Regions from separate parts of the Homo sapiens genome. Here region 2 is linked to region 1. Evidence: chromatin loops called from intact Hi-C (ENCODE). Cell type or tissue: CD14-positive monocyte. All regions are shown on one strand. Each heading gives the region's core, and the rest is flanking DNA. Links, peaks and the distances in the headings are about the cores only. Region 1 overlaps ASH1L (ASH1 like histone lysine methyltransferase). Region 2 has its middle 8.7 kb from the start of ASH1L.

Evidence for each region. A loop is a pair of places that touch in the nucleus more often than their neighbours do. Peaks named below come from ENCODE experiments on the same cell type or tissue, not always from the same donor. Only the 100,000 strongest peaks of a DNase experiment are listed, where the experiment ranks them.
Region 2: a loop joins it to region 1, with 1.9 times the contacts of the local background. A loop is called at or near these places in 2 of 110 quality-filtered maps.

The regions. Positions count from the first base shown.
Region 1 is chr1:155,482,643-155,490,982 of GRCh38, reverse strand. The region is part of intron 2 of ASH1L (ASH1 like histone lysine methyltransferase); the gene reads left to right. Among named protein-coding and RNA genes, the nearest start is that of ASH1L-AS1, 75 kb to the left of the region's middle. In CD14-positive monocyte, for the core only: no CTCF peak of the experiment used is centred there; a DNase peak (open chromatin) is centred at 4,832; H3K27ac peaks cover 1,110 bases.
Region 2 is chr1:155,567,371-155,575,668 of GRCh38, reverse strand. It overlaps a transcript of MSTO1 not described here and the pseudogene LOC101929703. Among named protein-coding and RNA genes, the nearest start is that of ASH1L, 8.7 kb to the right of the region's middle. In CD14-positive monocyte, for the core only: no CTCF peak of the experiment used is centred there; a DNase peak (open chromatin) is centred at 5,258; H3K27ac peaks cover 997 bases.

The sequences.
Region 1 (8,340 bases), core at 136-8,135:
TTTTTTTTTTTTTTGGAATCAGGGTCTCACCCTGTCTCCCAGGTTAGAGTGCAGTGGTGTGATCATGGCTCATGGCTCACTGCAGCCTTGACCTCCTGGCTCAAGCCATTCTCCACTTCAGCCTCCCATGTACCTGAAACTACAGGCATGCACCACTGTGCCCAGCTAATTTTGGAGATTTATTTTTTGTAGAGAAGGGGGTCTCCCTGTGTTGCACAGGGTAGTCTCAAACTCTTAGGTTCAAGTAATCCTCCTGCCTCAGCTTCCCAAAGTGTTGGGATTACAGGTGTGAGCCACGAGGCCTGGCCAGAAAAAGAGAGAGAGAGAGTGTGTGTGTATGTGTGTGTGTGTGTGTGTGTGTGTGTGTGACGTAGTCTGGCTGTGTAGCCCATACTGGAGTGCCGTGGTGCGATCTTTGCTCACTGCAATCTCCGTCTCCTGGGTTCAAGCAATTCTGCCTCAGCCTACCTCAGAAGCTGGGATTACAGGTATGTGCTGCCACTTCCAGCTGGATTTTTTTTTTTTGTATTTTTAGTAGAGATGGGGTTTCACCATGTTGGCCAAGCTGGTCTGGAACTCCTGACCTCAAATTATCCACCCACCTTGGCCTTCCAAAGTGCAAGGATTACAGGCATGAGCCACCACGCCCAACCCTGGATGTCTTTATATAAGGTTGTGACATCTTACATACTGACAATTGGAAATAAAAAGTCTTTTTTGGCCGGGCATGGTGGCTCACACCTGTAATCCCAGCACTTTGGGAGGCCGAGGTGGGCAGATCACAAGGTCAGGAGATCGAGACCATCCTGGCTAACACGGTGAAACCCCATATCTACTAAAAATACAAAAAATCAGCCGGGCATGGTGGCGGGCGTAGTCCCAGCTACTTGGGAGGCTGAGGCAGGAGAGTGGTGTGAACCTGGGAGGCGGAGTTTGCAGTGAGCCGAGATGGCACCACTGCACTCCACCCTGGGCAACAGAGCGAGACTCCGTCTCAAAAAAAAAAAAAGTCTTACATGTCATTGTCTAGTGTGTAACTAATGCATATGCCCTTCAGCTTTGTACTTTCACCTTTAAAAATTTACCTGAAGGAAGTAATTGAACAAGTATGGAAAGAAAAATGCAATTGGATGTTTACCATATTGTTATTTATTTATTTATTTATTTATTTATTTATTTATTTATTTTGAGACAGTGTCTCCCCATTTATTTATTTATTTTTTTTGAGACAGTGTCTCCCTCTGTTGCCCAGGCTGGAGTGCAGTGGTGCAATGTCAGCTCACCGCAAGCTCCGCCTCCCAGGTTCACACCATTCTCCTGCCTCAGCCTCCCGAGTAGCTGGGACTACAGGCACCCGCCACCATGCCCGTCTAATTTTTTGTATTTTTCGTAAAGACGGGGTTTCACTGTGGTCTTGATCTCCTGACCTCGTGATCCACCTGCCTTGGCCTCACAAAGTGCTGGGATTACAGGTGTGAGCCACCGTGCCCAGCCCTTTTTTTTTTTTTTGAGACAGAGCCTCGGTCTGTCTCCCAGGCTGGAGTACAGTGACACAATCTCGGCTCACTGCAACCTCTGCCTCCCGAGTTCTAGTGATTGTCCTGCCTCAGCCTCCTGAGTAGCTAGGATTACAGGTGCGCACCACCACACCCAGCTAATTTTTTTGTATTTTTAGTAGAGATGGTGTTTTCACCATATTGATCAGGCTGGTCTCAAACTCCTGACCTGATGTTCTGCCCTCCTCGGCCTCCCAAAGTGCTAGGATTACAGGTGTGAGCCACCGCGCCCACATATTATTTATAGTAACAAAAAGCCAGAAACTATTTAATTACAGTCAGTAGGTGGTTGATTTTATGAATTATGAACTATTGTGAAACTGTTGAATTTAACATCTAACTCTTATTTACACATAAAGGTGTCATATCATTTAAAGCAAATGGGCTACAAAACAGCAAGCATTGTTGGCTCCATTTGTATAAAAGAATGTACACTTGTTTATTTTGATGTATATGGTAAAATATCTGAAATGTAAAGTCTTTATTCATGAAAGGTATTATTTATACTTTGGTTCTTTTTTTTAAATGAGAGTATTTTATATGTGGACTAAAGCTATTTTTCTGTTGGAAAAAATTACATGCTTAATATCATGTTTTAATACAGCATCTTTTTCAGTGCCTAATTGATAATATGCTCTCTTAAAGTGATAACTCTTATCAGTCATTTTAAAGTGTTCTTACAAGTGTAAGAGGATAATATCATCAGTACCAAATACAGTTTTCAAAATCTTTTTTTTTTTTTTTTTTTTTTTTTTTTTGTGACAGAGTCTTGCTCTGTTGCCCAGGCTGGAGTACAGTGGTGTGATCTCGGCTCACTGCATCCTCCGCCTCCTGGGTTCAAGTGATTCTCCTGCCTCAGCCTCTTGAGTAGCTGGGACCACAGGCATGCGCCACCCTGCTAATTTTTTTTTTTTTTTTTTTTTTGTATTTTTAGTATAGGCGAGTTTCACCATGTTGGCCAGGATGGTCTCACTCTCCTGACCTCGTGATCTGCCCACCTCGGCCTCCCAAAGTGCCGGGATTACAGGCATGAGCCACCGTACCCGGCTTCAAAATCTTAATGTTGTCTCATTCATTTATTTTATATAGTATCAGGATTTGGAAGAAAAGATTTTTGAAACCAACATCAAATTATCTGTGTGCCTTATTTAGTCATAGACCATTTACTGTGGGATATGAACTCTGTTTTAAACTGCTTTTAATTTCTCTCAGATATTTATTTCAGGTAAAAGTGAAAAACCAGGCCAGGCACAATGGCTCATGCCTGTAATCCCAGCACTTTGGGAGGCTGAGGCGGGTGGATCACGAGGTCAGGAGTTCAAGACCAGCCTGGCCAAGATGGTGAAACCCCGTCTTTACTAAAAATTCAAAAATTAGCTGGGCCTGCTGGCGGGCTCCTGTAATCCCAGCTACTCAGGAGGCTGAGGCAGAGAATTGCTTGGACCCGGGAGGCGGAGGTTGCAGTGAGCCGAGATGGCGCCACTGCGCTCCTGCTTGGGCAACAGGGCAAGACTCCATTTCAAAAAAAAAAAAAAAGTGAAAAACCAGGCTTGAACACATTCATTAGCCAATTAAGGAAGCTGAATATGTTTCTACTTTACTTTTAGACAGAATTTAAAAAATAACTTCCTATTTAAGTATAACATACATATAGAAAAATACCCATCATAAATGTAACAGCTCAGCGAATTTTCATGAACTCAGCCATATGGGACAACCAACATTCAGATTAAGAAATGTGTTTGCCAGGTGCGGTGGCTCACCCCTGTAATCCCAGCACTTTGGGAAGCTGAGGGAAAATCACTTGAGCCCCGGAGTTCGAGATTAGCCTGGGCAACAAAGCAAGACCTCATCTCTACAAAAAAACCAAAAAACAAAAAACAACACAAAAAAATTAGCCAGACATGGTGGCTTGTGCCTGCAGTCCCAGACTTGGGAGGCTGAGGTGGGAGGATCACTTAAGCTTAGAAGTTCAAAGTTAGAATCAGGTCACTGCACTCCAGCCTGGGCCACAGAGTGAGACCCTGTCTTAAAAAAAATAAAAAAGTAGTATGACATTGCTAGCACCCAGTAAGAACCCCTTGGGCTTCTTTCTCATTACTGTCCTTACCATGAGTAATAATTTTTTTTATTTTTAATATCATAATAAATTTTTCCTCTTTGTGGTCTTTATATAAATGAAGTCAGAATAGGTACTCTGTTTTTCTGGCTCCATTAATTCAGTGTTGTTCGTGAGGCTTTTTGTATGTTTGTTTGCTTTTGAGGTGGAGTTTCATCCTTGTTGCCCTGGCTGGACTGCAATGGCATGATCTCAGCTCACTGCAACCTCCGCCTCCTGGGTTCAAGCGATTATCCTGCCTCAGCCTTCCGAGTAGCTGGGATTACAGGCATGTGCTACCACACCCGGCTAATTTTGTATTTTCATTTCAGACGGGGTTTCTCCCTGTTGGTCAGTCTGGTCTTGAACTCCTGACTTTGAGTGATCTGCCCGCATCAGCCTCCCAAAGTGCTGGGATTACAGGCGTGAGCCACTGTGCCCAGCCAGAGCTTTTTTTTTCTTTTTTTTTTTTTAAACTGTAATACATGGTATTGCGTGTAATCATAGTTCACATTTTTAAGGATAAGTTTTAAAATTGGAAGTGTCATTTTCAGGCATAAATATGTTTAAAAATATTTAAAACAAACTGCTTAATATTTGTTTTTAAAAGTATAAAAGTAATGAATGGGAATTGTTTTTTCATTTTTAATTTTTGTGGATACATAGTGTATTTATGGGATACATGAGATGTTTTGATACAGGCATGCAGTGTGTAATAATCACATCATAGAGAATGAGGTATTCATCCCCTCAAGCATTTATCCTTTGTGTTGCACACCATCTAGTTATACTCTTTTAGTTATTTCAAAATGTACAATTAAATGATTATTGACTATAGTCACACTGTTGTGCTGTCAACAGTAGGTCTTATTTATTCATTCTTTCTATTTTTTTTTTTTTATTTTTGGTACCCATTAACCTTCCCCACCTCCCCGGGATTCTTTAATATAATGTGAAGAAAGTGTGTGGGGTTTATTTAATTTTCAAGTTAACATAAGTCTGAGTATATGAGACTGTCAAAGCCAGTTTGCCCTTGGGCAAAATTATAAGGTCCAGTCCAAAAGAAGAGATAGTTCCCTTTATTCTGAGTCAATCAAGTACCACATGTATTGTGTTCATTTAAAGGTGCCACATGTAAAGAGGGATATTTACAAACTTAAAACACTTGCATCAGAAAATGACCAGAAAGAAGTGAAACTGTTGAGTCAGGAAGTTAAATATTTTGGTTGAGTTCAAATGTCTGACAGCCATTGGGAAGAAGAGGAATTAGACTTACTCTGTGATTTTTAGAAAGTGAGACTTGGACCAGTAACTGAAAGTTGCAAAAAAATATATTTCACTTTACTCTTAGGAAGAACTTTTTTTTTTTTTTCAATAGACACATTTCATTATGGGAAATTTAATACAAAAACATAGTGACTAGTTCAAAGTGAAGATACTAGAGTTAGATACCTGTCACTAGGATCATCTTTTATATTTCTTGTCTAATATTTGGAAACAGTCATTTCTGCAGGAGCCCTGATTCATTTTAATGGGAAATGGTTTTAGAGACCACGGTCTTGAGGTGTTCATTGCTAATGGGTTGTCGATGTTTGTAGGCATTTTAATGGATAGAGAGGTAGATAGACTTCATATATTTTTAATTCTATCTTAAAAGTATAGCCTTTTACTTCTTTGATTTTATAGTTGTACGTTTTTTGCTTCTAACATTTTGGTTCCTAGTGATATTCACATGGTTACCTATTTTATCTATGTATCTGTTAGTCATCTATCTGTCTAAATTCAAAATTACTATATGTATTACCAGTAATATGCTCACTGAGGGCAATTTACCACTTTCTTTTGCTGGGCAAGATGGCTTGTGCCTGTTAGCCCAACTACTCAGAAGGCTGAGCGGGGGGAGGATGGCTTAAGCCCAGGCATTCAAGGCTGCAGTGAGCTATGACTATGCCATTGCACTCCAGCCTGGGTGACAGAGCAAGACCCCATCTCTTAAAAAAAAATAAAAATAAAAATAAAAAATAGAGAGGTAGAGGTTCTTTGGTATTTGGTTTTGGGTTTTTTTTTTTTTTTGAGACGGAATCTCGCTCTTTCGCCCAGGCTGGAGTACAGTGGTGCTATCTTGGCTCACTGCAACCTCCCCGTCCCAGGTTCAAGTGATTCTCCTGCTTCAGCCTGCTGAGTAGCTGGGACTACAGGCATGCGCCACCATGCCCAGCTAATTTTTTGTATTTTTACCAGAGATGGGGTTTCACCATGTTCGACTGCTCTCAAACTCCTGACCTCAGGTGATCCACCCGTCTTGGCCTCACAAAGTGCTGGGATTACAGGCATGAGCCACTGCACCGGGTGGTTGGTTGGTTTTTGTTTTTGTTTTTGTTTTTGTTTTTTTTTTTTTTTGAGACAGAGCATCACTCTGTCACCTAGGCTAAAGTGCAGTGGTACGATCTTGGCTCACTGCAACCTCCCCCTCCCAGGTTCAAGCAATTCTCATACCTTAGCCTCCCAAGTAGCTGGGATTACAGGCGCCCGCCACCACGTCCGGCTGATATTTGTAGTTTTAGTAGAGATGGGGTTTCACCATGTTGGCCAGGCTGGTCTCAAACTCCTGACCTCAGGTGATCTGCCCACCTCGGCCTCCAAAAGTGGTGGGATTACAGGCATGAGCCACTGCGCCTGGCTGGCTTGCTTGTTTGTTTGTTTTTTGGGTAATGTTTTGAGATTTAGGATGTAGATTCTCAATATTGTGTTTTATAGTAATTCAAAATAATTACTTTTCATATACTTATATAACTAATTTTCTATATATTGAATAGATGAATTTCTTTTTTGTTTGTTTTTGAGACAGAGTCTTGCTCTTTCGCCCAGGCTAGAGTGCAGTGGCGCAATCTCGGCTCACTGCAACCTCTGCCTCCCAGGTTCAAGCGATTCTCCTGCCTCAGCCTCCCGGTAGCTGAGATAACAGGCACGTGCCACCAGCCCCAGCTAATTTTTGTATTTTTAGTAGAGATGGGGTTTCACCATGTTGGCCAAGCTGGTCTCGAACTCCTGACCTCAGGCGATCTGCCCACCTCAGCCTCCCAAAGTGCTGGGATTACAGGCGTGAGCCACCATGCCCGGCCTATTGCTTTTAATATTTGGAGATCTGGGATGCTTTCCTTTATTATATATAACTTTGTTTCATAACTATGTAAAACACTTCCAAACTGAAAACCATAAAGTTAGATGCATAGGGGTCTAGTTTCTAACCCTGTTTACTTTCCCATAAGTCACTATTTTCGCTAATCTTTGGTTCATTCCATTTTAAAATATAATCGGTAGGCATATATATATTCATATTCTTCATCCCCATTTTCTTATACAGAAGGTATATTATATGTATAAGGCATAGCATAGCATAGCATATTATAACCATTGTTCTCAACCTTGCTTTTTTTCATTTAATAATATATCCTGGAAATCACTCCATAGCACTATATTGATATCTCTTCCTACTCCTCCTACTTTTGTTTTTGTTGACAATTTCTCAATATTCCATTGTACAGATGTACCTTACTTTATTCAGCCAGTTTTCTGTAGATAATTGTTTGGATTTTTTTAGGGTTTTTTTTTTTTATATTAAAATAGTGGTGCATTTTGGACCCTTGTGCAGACATTATATTTTTAAGAGTGTATCTTGGGTAGACCCTCAAAGTAGGATTTCTGGGTCAAAGGATGTAGTTAAATGCATATGGAATTTTTCTAGTTTATAACTAGATTGTAGCGTTTTCCATGCAGTACATTTTCATACGTGCTTGAATTTGGTTTTATGTTTTCTGTCCTGTTTCATTGGTTTGTTTGTCTTTTCATTTGTCACTTCTGTACTGTTTCAATGATTGGGGCTTTGAAAAATGATATTTGGTATGGTTATTCCCTGGCTTTTCTACATTTTAGGTTTTTCTAGCTATTCTTGCATATCTATTTTCCCCATTGAACATCACAATCAATTTTTCTAAATGCCAAAGAAATCTGTTGGTATTTTTATTGAGATTGCATTAAATTTATAAATTTGCTTAGGGAAAATTGTCGTCTTTATGTCTTCCTATCCACAAACACAGTATAACTTTACATTTGTTCAGTTCTGAGTATTTTATATTTAGGAAGAACTCTTTAGTGGTTATCCAAAAGTAAAACAGACTATTGTGTGAAGTAGTGAATTCATTTCTAGAGTATATAGTGAGGATTCATGAATTAGCATTTTACGGTAAATGACTTAAATGTTACTTCCCATTCTAAGATTTTATATAAAAACACATTCTGATGAAAATATGAATTTTTAAATTGTCTTTCCTATTCCACATTAAGAGAGAGCTCTACTGCTCACTCAAGACCATAATTGAGAATGAGTTATAAAAGAGTAGAAGTAGGTTAGGGATTGTCTTCTATAGGTTTAGAATCATTTAAGTCAATGAAGGAGGTAGGCAGTAAACTATTATTTTAGATGACGACCATAGGATACTGTAACTAAAAATAATTTTCTTTTCAAAAATGGTAACTTCATATGCTTCATTTATATTTACCCAGTCAAAAGTAAGATGAAAGTAGACTATTGATTTGCCATTTAAAAAATGTCAAAAATATCAGGGATATTTCTAAAGACCCTCTAATGTATAGTTTTATCGTGTTGAAAGTCAACAAAGATAATAT
Region 2 (8,298 bases), core at 299-8,298, 85 kb before region 1:
AGTTTGAGACCAGCCTGGGTAACATAATGAGACCTGCTCTCTACAAAAAATTTAAAAAATTAGCCAGGTGCGGTGGCGTGCCACTGTGGACCCAGCTATTTGGGGGGCTGAGCGGGGAGGATCACCTGGGTCTGGGAGGCTGAGGCTGCAGTGAGCCGTGATTGCACCACTGCACTCCAGCCGGGGGCAACAGAGTGAGACCCTGACTCAAATTAAGAAAAAAAAAGGCAAAAGATTTGAGCAGGCATTTCTCCAAAGTATAAAAGTTATACAAATGGCCAATAAGCACATGAAAAATGCTCAACATTATTAGTCATCTAGAAAATGCAAATAAAAACCACAATGAGATACCACTTCACACCCACTAGGATGGCTCAAATCAAAAGAACTGACAATGATATGTGTTGGACAGGATCTGGAAAAACTGGGATTCTCTCTCTCTCTTTTTTTTTTTGAGGGTCAAAGAACTCATTTATTTTTACTCATAGAAAGTACAAGTATTAGCCTGGCATGGTGGCTCACACCTGTAATCCCAGCACTTTAGGAAGCTGAGGCGAGTGAATCACCCGAGGTCAGGAATTTGAGAGCAGCCTGGTCAACATGGCAAAACTCCGTCTCTACTAAAAATACAAAAATTAGCTGGGCATGGCGGCGCATGCCTGTAATCCCAGCTAATCGGGAGGTTGAGGCAGGAGAATCGCTTGAACCCGGGAGGTGGAGGTTGCAGTGAGCCGAAATAGTGCCACTGCACTCCAACCTGGCAACAGGAGACTCCGTCTCAAAAAAAAAAAAAAAAAAGAAAAAGTTCTAAAATTAGATAGTGGAGGCTGTGCACGGTGGCTCAGGCCTGTAATCCCAGCACTTTCGGAGACCAGGAGTTCGAGACCAGCCTGGGCAACATAGGAAAACCTTATCTCTACTACTAATAAAAAAAATTAGCTGAACATAGTTGCCTGTGCCTGTAGTTCTGGCTGCTCAGGAGGCTGAGGCAGGAGGATCCCTTGAGTCAAGAAGCTAGAGGTTGCAGTGAGCTAGGATTGCACCACTGCACTCCAGCCTGGGTAACAGAGTGAGGTCCTATTTGAAAGCAAGCAAACAAACAAACCAATGTAAACTTACAGATGAGTTGCAAACGTAGTACGAAGAGCTTTCGTACACTCTTCATTCAGCTTTCCTTAATGTTATATATATGTCTATATATATATATACAACTATAGGACAGTTATCAAAATTAAGAAATTAAAGTTGGAACAATACTATTTACTAAACTACAGATTTTATTTGGATTTCCTCAGCTTTTCTGCTATGTCTTTTTCTTTTTTTGAGACAAGGTCTTGCTCTGTCACCTAGGCTGCAGTGTGATGACGTGATCTTGGCTCATTGTAATCTCCACCTCAATCCTTGGACTTCAGCCTCTCAAGTAGCTTGGACTACAGGCATATGCCACTACACTTGGCTAATTTTTGTGTTTTTTGTTGAGATGGGGTTTCACCATGTTGTCCAGGCTGGTCTTCAACTCCTGGGCTCAAGCGATATGCCTGCCTCTGCCTCCTAAAAGTGCTGGGATTACAGGCGTGAGCCACTGCACCCAGCCTAATGTCTTCTTTTTGTTATAAGATCCAACAGAAGATTCCACATCTGAAGATCTTTTTGTTTTTTAAAATCTGTCACCAACATATTACCCACCCTTTAAAAATTTTGCAAAAGGTATAAATTTGAAAAATATATCCACATCGATCTCATTCAAGTCATTGATACAACTATTTAACAGGATACGATTGCCTAGCATAGCCTGGGTACAGTTTGTAATTTTTTTTTTTTTTTTTTTGTGAGATGGAGTTTTGCTTTTGTCACCCAGGCTGGAGTGCAATAGCGTGATCTCGGCTCACTGTAACCTCTGTCTCCTGGTTTCAAGCAAGTCTCCTGCCTCAGCATCCCTAGTAGCTGGGATTACAGGCACCTGCCACCACGCCCAGCTAATTTTTGTATTTTTAGTAGAGTCAGGGTTTCACCATGTTGGCCAGGCTGGTCTCAAACTCCTGACCTTAGGTGATCAGCCAGTTTCACCATCCCAAAGTGCTGGGATTACAGGCGTGAGCCACTGCGCCTGGTCAGTTCGTATTTTTTTTTTCCGTAGGGACAGGGTTTCGCCATGTGGTCCAGGCTAGTTTCAAACTCCTGAGCTCAAGCGATCTGTCTACCTTGGCCTCTCAACTGCTGGCATTACAGGCGTGTGCCACCATTCCCAGCTAATTTTTCTATCTTTTTTGTAGAGAAAGGATCTCATTATGTTGCCCAGGTTGCTCTCAAACTCTTGGGCTCAAGCGATCCACCTGCCTTGGCCTCTCAAAGTGCTGGGATTATAGATGTGAGCCACTGTCTGGCCCACTTGGGTATAGTTTAAAAATTCTGATACCCAGAGTGTGCCTCAGATCAATTAAATCAGCCTCTGATAGTGACCCAGGCATCAATATTTTTAAAGCTCCCCAGCTTATTCCAATGTGCAGCCAAGAGTGATAACCACTGCCTGTATGTCCATGGTTAAGGGAACTTCAACCCATTTTGCTAACATGTAGCCTTTGGGTATGGTTATTCAACCAATTAAACATTCAGTATACATTTCTCCAAAAAGCCACTGTGCGAGATTATCAAATGCCTAACTTTAATGAGGACATACCAATAATGGAATTTGATCTACCATTCTAAGAATTCTTTTTTTTGACTGGCGCAGTGGCTCACACCTGTCATCTGAGCACTTTGGGAGGCCAGGGCGGGTGGATCGCCTGAGGTCGGGAGTTCGAGACCAGCCTGACCAACATGGAGAAACCCCATCTCTACTAAAAATACAAAATTAGCCAGACGTGGTGGCGCATGCCTGCAAACCCAGTTACTTGGGAGGCTGAGGTGGGAGAATCGCTTGAACCCAGGAGGCGGAGGTTGCAGCAAACCGAGATCATGCCATTGCACTCCAGCCTGGGCAACAAGAGCGAAACTCCATCTCAAAAAAAAGAAAAAAAAATTCTCCATCTCCCGGGTTCAAGCAATTCTCTGCCTCAGCCTCCCGAGTAGCTTGGGATTACAGGTGCCCGAAACCATGGCTGGTTAAGTTTTGTATTTTTAGTAGAGACGGGGTTTCACCATCTTGGCCAGGATGGTCTTGAACTCCTGACTTCGTGATCCACCAGCCTGTCCTCTCAAAGTGCTGGGATTACAGGCGTGAGCCACCGCACCCGGCCATTCCAGGAATTCTAACAAGAAGGATATATTTGTCTGTCATGACTTTCTTTTGTACTAAACCCAGACTGATTCCTCATGATCAGTAATTCTTTCTCTAAATTAGTAGTTCTCTACCAGGGGGATTTTGTCCCCTCCCCCAACATTTGACAATGAATGTTTGGAGGCATTTTGGTTGTCACAGCTGAGGGAGGGAAGGGAGGATGCTATTGGCATCGAGTGAGTAGAGGCCAGGTATGTTGCTAAAGTCTACAATGCACAGGGAGTCCCCCACAACAAAGAATGATCCATCCCCAAATGTCAACAGTGTTGAGGTTGAGATTGTCCTAAATCCCAAGTCCCATAGGAAAAGTTTGGCTCACAAAGACTAATTTCTTTTTTTTTTTTTTTTTGAGACAAGAGTCTCACTCTGTCGCCCAGGCTGCAGTGCAGTGGCGCAATCTTGGCTCACTGCAACCTCCGCCTCCTGGGTTCAAATGATTCTCCTGCCTCAGCCTCCCAAGAAGCTGGGATTATAGGTGTCTGCCACCACATCCGACTAATTTTTGTATTTTTAGTAGAGATGAGGTTTCACCATGTTGGCCAGGCTGACCTCCTGACCTCAAGTGATCTGCCCTCCTCGGCCTCCCAAAGTGCTGGGATTACAGGCGTAAGCCACCATGCCAAGCCACAAAGAGTAATTTCATTGTTTTCATAATTTCAGAGAGAAAAAGCAGAATTCCTTATGCTGTATTTTCTCATCTTAATAATATCTATCTCCCCAGGTTTGGATTCCTAGAGCAATGTTAGAGCTATAAAAGTAAAAGAGTTCTGAAATTTACTGATTATCACAAACTTCAACAGTGCTAACTTCTCCAAGCTCTAAGGTTTTTGTTTGAGATAGGGTCTCCTGCAGTCTCCAAGGCTTGAGTGCAGTGGTATCATCGCTCACTGCAGTCTTGAACTCCTGGGCTCAAGTGATCCTCTCCCTTCAGCCTCCTGAGGAGCTTGGACTACAGCAGGGGTGTCCAATCTTGGCTTTCCTGGGCCACGTCGAAAGAATTGTCTTGAGCCACACATAAAACACACCAACACTAACAACAGCTGATGAGCTAAAATAGCAACAACAACAATGAAATCACAGAAAAAAAAGGCTCTTAATGTTTTAAGAAAGTTTATCAATTTGTGTTGGGCCCTATTCAAAGCCGTCCTGGGTTGTATGCAGCCCATGGGCCACAGGTTCGACAAGCTTGGACTATAGGCATGTACCACCATGACTGGCTAATTTTTACTTTTTTATAGAGATGGGGCTATGTTGCCAGGCTGGTCTTCAGCTCCTGGCCTGAAGCAATTCTCCCACTTTGGCCTCCCATAAAGTGCTGGGATTATACATGTGAGCATTGTGTCCGGCCAACCTCAGTCTTGTAGCTATAGGTGTTTTTGCTAGAAATAATGCATGTGGTTTACAATTCTGATAACAGTGCAAGTGATGATACAATATACACTTTTTAAAGCTCCCCAGCTTTTAAAGCTGCATTAGCTCTTCTGCAATGAAGAAAGCAAGAAGGAAGGAAATACAGTAGTCCACCCTTATCCTCGGGAGATCCCACTGCAGGATTCCCAGGGGATGCCTGAAACCATACAGAGTACTGATCACTAAATAAATAAACACACACACAAACACACACACACAGTTTTTTCCTATAGGTATATACCTATAATCAAGTTTAATTTATAAATCTGGCACAGTAACAAATGAACAGCAATAACCAATAAGAAAACGGAACAATATACCATACAAAAGTTATGTGAACATGGTCTCGCTCATTCTCAAAATATCTCATAGTACCGTGCTCACCCTTCTTGTGTTGAAGTGAGATGATAAAACGCTTATAAGATAAGATAAAGTGAATGACTTAGGAATTCTGATGTAGCTAATATCAACCTTCTGACTATACCTAAGAAGGGGGATCATCTTAGGGTGATCCTGAATCACTGAGTCATGCTGATGTCCACAGATGGATGTCAAAAGCCGATGATGTCAATGACTGACCAATGGGAGCACGTACAGCGTGGTTATGTTGATTCATATCCAGGACAGGGTGGTGCAAAATTTCATCACGTTACTCAGAACAGTGGACAATTTAAAACTTAAACTACTATGGAAGGGACTATGACTGCTTCTTAGGGTAGCAGATATTCTAGATACTCTTCAGCAAAATGGACTCCACACTGTATCTGATAGGTTTCAAAAGACTTCAAAAAAGGCATGTTAGTGTACACACATGACTGGGATTAACATTCTAGAATTTTAGGACTCAATGGTACACCACTGAGGTATTGAAATGAATTCAACTGTAAATTTAGATTATGGTTCTGAGGTGGAGATGCATAAAAATGAAAACTTAAAACAAATACCAACACAATTGGGTATTTCTGGGTACTAACGTTCCAGGTAATTATCTTTCTCGACTTTCATTTCTAATGTTAATAGTTAGCAATATCAATAATATTGTTTATAAAAGAAATACTGTCCAAACTTTATTAAGGTGCTCATGTTAACACTTAAGGTTTCAGATTTTCAAACTTGGGATGTTCAAACAGTAGGTATAATACAAATATTCCAAAATCCAACAAAATCTCAAATCCACAACATTTCTGTTCCCAAACATTTTCGTAAAAAAAACCTAAAAAAACAAAAAAACCAAAAAAAACAACTGGCCGGGTGCAGTGGATCATGCTTGTAATCTCAGCACTTTGGGAGATTGAGGAGGGTAGATCACAAGGCCAGGAGTTTGAGAACAGCCTGGCCAACATAGTGAAATCCTGTCTGTACTAAAAATACAAAAAATTAGTCAGGCGTGGTGGCGGGCACCTGTAATCCCAGCTACTCGGGAGGCTGCGGCAGTAGAATTGCTTGAACCCGGGAGGGGGAGGTTGCAGTGAGCTGAGATTGCGCCATTGCACTCCAGCCTGGGTGACAGTGCGAGAATCTGTCTCAAAAAAAAAAAAAAAAAAAAAGACCGGGCGCAGTGGCTCACGCCTGTAATCCCAGCACTTTGGGAGGCCGAGATGGGCGGATCATGAGGTCAGGAGATCGAGACCACCCTGGCTAACATGGTGAAACCCTGTCTCCACTAAAAATACAAAAAATTAGCTGGGCGTGGTGGCGGGCGCCTGTAGTCCCAGCTACTCAGGAGGCTGAGGCAGGAGAATGGCTTCAACCCGGGAGGTGGAACTTGCAGTGAGCTGAGATCGCGCTACTGCACTCCAGCCTGGGTGACAGTGCAAGACTCTGTTTCAAAATATAAATAAATAAATAAATAAAAATAAAAAACCCTTGGGAGGCCGAGGCAGGTGGAACATTTGAGGTCAGGAGTTCAAGACCAGCCTGACCAACATGCTGAAACCCCGGCTCTACTAAAATACAAAACTTAGCTGGGTATGGTGGTGGGTGCCTGGAATCTCAGCTACTCAGGAGGCTGAGGCAGGAGGAGAATCACTTGAACCCGGGAGATGCAGGTTGCAGTGAGCCAAGACTGCACCACTGCATTCTAGCCTGGGCAACACAGTGAGACTCCTTCTCAAAAAAAAAAAAGAAAAAGAAAAAGAAAAAGAAAAAGAAAAAAAGGCCGGGGGCAGTAGCTCAAATCTCAAATTCAAAACATTTTTGTTCCCAAACATTTTCGTAAACAAAACAAAACAAAACAAAAAAACTGGCTGGGTGCAGTGGATCATGCCTGTAATCCCAGCACTTTGGGAGACTGAGGCGGGTGGATCACAAGGTCAGGAGTTTGAGACCAGCCTGGCCAACATAGTGAAATCCTGTCTCTACTAAAAACACAAAAAATTAGTCAGGTGTGGTGGCGAGCATCTGTAATCCCAGCTACTCAGGAGGCTGAAGCAGGAGAATCACTTGAATCCGGGAGGCGGAAGTTGCAGTGAGCTGAGATCACACCACTGCACTCCAGCCTGGGCAACAGAGTGAGACCGCATCTCAAAAAACAAACAAAAAAAACTCAACCTGTACCCAAACAAAAATCTCAAATTTCTTCCGTCTTAAATAAAAATTTTTTTTGGCTGGGCGCGGTGGCTCATGCCTGTAATCTCAGCACTCTGGGAAGCTGAAGTGGGTGGATCACAAGGTCAGGAGTTCAAGACCAGCCTGGCCAAGATGGTAAAACCCCATCTCTACTAAAACTACGAAAATTAGCTGGGCACAGTGGCGGGCACCTGTAATCCCAGCTACTTGGGAGGATGAGGCAGGAGAACCGCTTGAACCCAAGAGGCGGAGGTTGCAGTGAGCCCAGATCGTGACACTGCACTCCAGCCTGGGCAATAGAGTGAGACTCCGTCTCAAAAAAAATAAAATAAAATAAAATAAAATAAAATAAAATAAATAATTTTTTTTTTTGTTCAGACAGGGTTTCGCTCTTGTTGCCCAGGCAGGAGTGTAATGGTGCAATCTCCGCTCACTGCAACCTCTACCTGCTGGGTTCAAGTGATGCTCCTGCCTCAGCCTCCCAAAGTAGGTGGGATTACACGCGCCCACCACCATGCCCAGCTGATTTTTTTGTATTTTTAGTTGAGACGGGGTTTCATCATGTTGGCCAGGCTGGTCTCGAACTTCTGGCATCAGGTGATCCACCTGCCTTGGCCTCCCAAAGTGTGGGGTTACAGGCATGAGCCACCACGCCCAGCCAATATTTTTAATGGCTCTTGGCGAGGCACAGTGGCTCATGCCTAAATCCCAGGAACTTGGGAGGCCAAGACGGGTGGATCACCTAAGGCCAGGAGTTCAAGACCAGCCTGGCCAACATGGCGAAACGCTGTCTCTATTAAAAATACAAAAATTAGGCCGGGCGCGGTGGCTCACGCCTGTAATCCCAGCACTTTGGGAGGCCGAGGCGGGCGGATCACGAGGTCAGGAGATCGAGACCACGGTGAAACCCCGTCTCTACTAAAAATACAAAAAAATTAGCCGGGCGCAGTGGCGGGCGCCTGTAGTCCCAGCTACTCGGGAGGCTGAGGCAGGAGAATGGCGTGAACCCGTTAGGCGGAGCTTGCAGTGAGCGGAGATCGCGC